Regions from separate parts of the Mus musculus genome. Here region 1 is linked to region 2. A link is a contact called in ENCODE Hi-C or POLR2A ChIA-PET data. All regions are on one chromosome and are shown on one strand. The core of a region is the stretch at or near the end of the contact, and the rest is flanking DNA. Distances in the headings are between cores, read along the strand shown.

Region 1 (2,700 bases), core at 22-2,521, 57 kb after region 2:
AGCTCTCACCCAAGGCTAAAGAAGCTTCTAATTGCAGCAGACGGGGACCATCATAGAAACCCACAACTGGTCAAATGCTGAGGGCAACAGGCTCTTAGGCCAATGACCAATCAATGTATTTACAACACGACCCCTACACCCAAGGCTTAGAGAACATTGCAGAAGAGGAGAGGAAAGAGTGTAAGAGCCAGAGGATCAGGACACTATCTGTTGTAAGATAGTATCAGGGAGAGAGAGAGAGAGAGAGAGAGAGAGAGAGAGAGAGAGAGAGAGAGAGAGAGAGAGAGAGAGAGAGAATGAGAGATTAAGTAGTGGGGTAGGGAGGAGGCAGTGGGTCTGATAGGAGTTGTGGGGAGGAGTCAGGAGTGATTATGATCAACATATGTAATATGGAACTCTTAAAGAATTAGTGCAAATACTGTGGTATTTTTAAAAATATGTAAAGGTCAGAGACAAATTTCTTCAGCTCCACTATACATGCACGTGATAGACTGAGTACCCAGACACTTCAGACCCAAGCGGAGAGGGTTTCTCACAGGGCCTAGACCTCCACTGAGCATGGGATCTGAAGCAGCTGGACTGTGGCCCCACTCTCCCATAGTGCCTTAGTGACTCAACACTCGCCTACGCTGTATGGGTCACATATTAACTAAGCCTGCTTCCTCTCAGTATAGCCCCCTCCAGCCCACACTAGAAACGTTTGAAAGGAGAGACATCCTTTGTCTTGTGGACCCAAAACGTTGCCTTTGAACTCCTGCTATGGTCTATTGTCTGAAATGAATGACCCTTCCAAACCCCAACCTGTAGAGTGTGTGTGTGTGTGTGTGTGTGTGTGTGTGTGTGTGTGTGTCCCCTCCTCTCTCCCTCCCTGAAAGCTAATAATGCACACTCACACATGTCTGTGGCATAAAGGCAGAAGAGATATCTGGGGGAGAAAGAGAACAAGTGGGGGCTGGGGGAGAGGATAGTGTAGGGGGGAACTATTTTTGTATATGCTAAGTGAAACACTAATATTTTTAATTAAAATAAACTTTTAATTTAAAAAAAAAGGTTTGCCTTTGTATAACTCTGTAAAGAACTCCGAAGAAGAGTCGCCTTTATTGCTCTATTTCCAGAGCAAACGAGATGGCCACTTGCTCCACTCTCTAGGAAGTTTCTCAGCTCAAAGCAGGCGTCAGTTAAAAACTCCCAGACCTCTTTCCTCCTTCTCGGAAACACGAAGCTTTGGCAAGAAGGCTGTTGAGCTGAACTGTACTTACGGTCACTTAACTTGAGGGGGCAGGCTCTGACCAAGAAACTCACGCAGACACCTTGAAAGCTTAATTGTGTCCCTAGCACAAAGGATATGACGCCGGTGGGAAGCGGGGCGGCCGGGGAGGGGGTGGGGAGCAGGGCAAGAGGCGCGCTGGGGTAGTGAGGGCGGGGCGGGGGATGGTGGTGCCCGGGTGGTGGTGGGGGGCGACAGTGTTGATGCTGCTTCTCTGATTAGGAATGTTGCTGAAGCCTTTCTCTGTTCAGTAGGAAAGATTAGGAAGACCAGAGCATAATAGCTCAGCTGAGGGGCAAACAATGCCTCTGTTTCCTGGATTTGTGCCCCGGGGCGCTGATAAACTGTGAGGGCTGCTTCTCAGCAAGGCGGGAATCTGCTTGGTTCTGTAAGCGATTTCACCTGCTAGAAACCAGCCTGTGTGAACTGGGTACACTTTTGGGACATCATGAGTGGATACAGGGTTGAGTCAAGGACCTTAGGGCTAGATTGACTGGTACTCCCGTGTGCTTTTCAGATTTAACTGCTAGGAACAAAGTACTTTGGAGAATTGCGTAAGGTTTGCGCTTTACCCCTACGCCTGAAGTGGCTGCGTTGCTCATTTTGCGGTTTTGGTTTTGTTCTTAAGGCCTAACACCCATAAACAGGTGACTTGCATCCTCAGCAGAGACTTAGAGCTCAAATGCTGTCCAGGAGAGATCATCGGAGCTGCCTTGCAATGAATGCATGGCTCACTTTGTTTTCTAGCATTGTGATAAAGACAATGACCAAAAGCAACTTGGGGAGGAAGGGGCTTATTGTCTTACTCATCCCCACCACAGTCGGATACTAAGGAAAACCAAGGCCCCGAGTCAAGCCTGGCAGGGACCTGGAGGGAATACGCTTACTGCTCTCATGACTTGTTAGCTTGTGTGTGTGTGTGTGTGTGTGTGTGTGTGTGTGTGTGTGTGTGTGCGCGCGCGTGTATTCCGGCACTACCTCTACCAGGGGTAGCTCTAGCCCTAGTGGAATGGCCCCTCCCTGCAGCAATTATTTATTAAGAAAATGCCCCAGATACTTGGTCAATCTCCCGGGGTTGGGGGGGGGGGGGGGAGTGCATTTTCTCAGTTCCCTCTTCCAAGGTGACCTCAGTTTGTGTCAAGTCAACAGGAAACTACTCAGCACAGTGCCTCTGCCCTCTATCCTGGGGCTCAGGCTGGGCCCTGGGACCAGGAAACAGTAAACAGATCTTCCTCCTTATCTCTGCAGTCCCAGACTGAGTTACACTCTCCCAAGGCCTTCCAGCCCTGTACGCATAGCTAGACCATATATAGACTCTACTAGAACACACATACGGAACTCCATAAAAATGTTATAAAATTAGGTCTTTACCTTCATTCCTGGGGAGCTTTGCCTACACCTTCCCTGGAGCTCACTCGAAGTTGGGAGTTTTC
Region 2 (2,700 bases), core at 45-2,544:
TATCTATTCATTTATTTTTGTGGTAAGATCTTCCTGTATAGCACAGGAAAACCTGGAACTCATCATATACCCAAGGAGGAGGACCTTCAACTTCTGACCCTCCTGCCTCTACTGCCTAAGTGTGAGGATTACAGATGCTCACAACCATGGTTTGTGTGGTATTGGGAACAGAACCAGTACAGAGGCAGTACACACACACACACACACACACACACACACACACACACACACACGTGTATGTGTGTATGTATGAATATATGTATCTATGTATATATGTGTATGTATGTATGTATGTATGTATGTATGTATGTATGTATGTATGTATATGTGGGTGGATTCTCACTCTGTCCAGGCTGGCTTGTAGCCTAGGGCTTCAGATGGCCTTGAACTCAAAGCAATCCTCCTGCCTCAGCATCTCATATGCTGAGATTATAGGCATTAGCTACCCTACCCAGCTAACATTCCTGGCTCTTTATTTTTACCCAACACTATGCTATTCTCGAATTTGTACTGTAAAACCACCTCGAACCATTTGTAGACTCTGCATACTTAAAGGAAGCAAAATAAAACGAGGACGTTCACTGAATTCAGGGACATTTTCCTCTTTGAGAAATAGCACATTTTTGCCCCCTGTGTAATTTAGATGAGGCTGTTCACGTTGAGAGTTATGTTGACCACAAAGCAATTCACGAGTCAGCTTGGTCATCATTGAGAGGTCACCCTTCAGTTTCTAAGCTGGATGAAACCTTAGATAGAACGTGATCGTTATTAAAAGGCATTCACCTTCAGCCCGTCCCGGCTGTCCTGTTAGCTGCTGTCCGCTCCACGGTTTTTTTCCATGAGGAGGTCTGTGGGCCCTGTACTCAGGCGAGCTGTATGGTGATGCTTCAGCTTTGAGTAAGACCTTTGGAAAAGAAGAGATCTTATCTACCCTCCCACAGAACTCACCTGCTTCTCCTCAGAACTTCCGCAGGGAGGGATGCATTTCTTCAACTTTATGGGGTGTGACTCCCCAAAATGTCCAGAAAGGTTGGACAGGAGCACCTAAGGGAATATGTTTTGTAGGGTCCTGATCTGCATGCCCAAGAGCATATTTGTCCCCTTTGTAGTCAATCTCAGCCTCACATCTCTGGTGGCAGAAACGGGAAGTCTTTGGTCTCTGGACTGCCTGTTTTACAAGCTCTGATGTTGGTTCTGAGTGGGCGGGAGGGAGTGCAGGAAAGTCTGTTGGCTTTCCCTCTGCAGGGGGTGTGTCCCAGTGTTTTTCAGCAGAGGCAGCAACCTGGCCTGAGCTGGTGATAGATACATCAGTGGACCTGTGGCTGCCAGTCCTGTCCTGGGTCACCAGCGTCCCTTGGCATCTCCCAACGGTGTCAGTGGCTGGGGAACATTGGAGAAAGGCTCAGCTGTGCTGTGAAGTCCAGAGTCCCAGGTAAGCTAACAGCTGTTGTGTGATTCCTGAGGACCCAAGCGCTGTTGGTTAAGCTGTGTTTTACTCTACGGGGAATATTCTGATTTCAACATCTCATTTCCTGAAAAGATAAACAAGGAAGGGAGTCGTTGAAGCAACTGTTAGAAACAACAGGGCTCTGTTTCTCCCCAACTGTGGAACTTGAGATTTTTCTCCATGTCAATGCTAGATTTTTTTTTCCCCCCTGCAAGACAAGGGTTCTCCCCAGGACAGGGCAGGCCACTGCTACGGACCTGAGAAGTTCGACTCCCTAACATATGACAGCTTCCTCCAGGGAGCCTGTTAAAAATAACTGCTGTTTGTTTGTTTGTTTCTCAAGTGCATGCTTGAGAAGATAAAATGGATTTTATTTATTAGGTTGTTTTGGTCCAGACAGGTCTCATGTAGTGCAGGCTGGCCCCAAACTGGTGTAACCCAGGCTGGCTTTGACTTTGAATCCCTTATCCTCCTGCCTCCTCTGCCAAGTTCTGGGATCACAAATTTGTGCCACCTTAAGTGTCTGAGACAAGTAAATTTATTTCCACTGCGGTCTATTGAATGTGTCTATTGGAACCTTGCACGGACCAGTATAAATCTGAAGGTTTTCTCCCGACTGAACACCCTTCGTGACTCTCAGAAAAGCCATTGTCCTTTACAGTGGTTGCCCCTTATTTCTTCCCCGAGGAAATATAAGATGACCCCACAGGCCTAGAAAAGGTCACGGTTTTATTTTCCATAAAAATCTTCACTTACATCTGAGCATGGTGCCACAGCCTGGAATTCCAGCCCTTGCAGGGTAGAGGTGGAAGGATCAGATGTTCAAGGGCAGTCTCAGCTTTACAAAGAGTTTGAAGCCAGCCTGAGCTATGTGAGATCCGAGCCGGTCTTAACCACAGCAGTAAGGGATGCACTTATGTGAACCTGACCCTTTGTCTCATCCCTCACGTCAGAGACAAAAGGGTAGAAAGGTACCGAAGGAAAAATAAACAGAAGGTCAAGGCACTGGCTGAGAGGCTCAGCAGATAAAGTGAGATCGCTCAGGTATATGGTGGGAGTTGGATTCCTCTATAAAGTTGTCCTCTGACCTCCACACATCTACATGGCATTCTCATGCCCCTTGCATCATACATGTGCAGGCAAAAACACATGATTGACGATGAAGACGACGACGATGATGATGGTAATAATAATAACAATTATGAATAGACAGGTCAAGGTGGGAGGGGATTTAGAGAAGTGACCTTGGCTTT

What was found. Hi-C counts contacts between places; a loop is a spot of excess contacts on that map. ChIA-PET counts read pairs that join two places held with the same protein, here RNA polymerase II (POLR2A).
Region 1: a map of heart shows a loop between it and region 2 (5-fold over the local background). The contact joins the enhancer-like site here to the promoter of Adgrf1 in region 2. A Hi-C loop is called at or near these places in 11 of 37 maps with a recorded cell type or tissue (Patski, T-helper 17 cell, heart and 2 more). POLR2A ChIA-PET finds 5 or more read pairs at or near these places in 1 of 5 experiments (Patski).

Annotation. Positions count from the first base shown.
Region 1 is chr17:43,325,585-43,328,284 of GRCm38, forward strand. It overlaps a transcript of Adgrf1 not described here. Among named protein-coding and RNA genes, the nearest start is that of Adgrf1, 57 kb to the left of the region's middle. Within about 2 kb of position 1,272, at least 2 of the 3 ENCODE cell types and tissues checked have a DNase peak (open chromatin) inside an H3K27ac peak, as active enhancers do; they include heart, where a contact is called at or near this core.
Region 2 is chr17:43,269,053-43,271,752 of GRCm38, forward strand. Adgrf1 (adhesion G protein-coupled receptor F1) reads left to right here and starts at 1,295. Exons shown (of 16, transcript NM_133776.2): 1 at 1,295-1,432.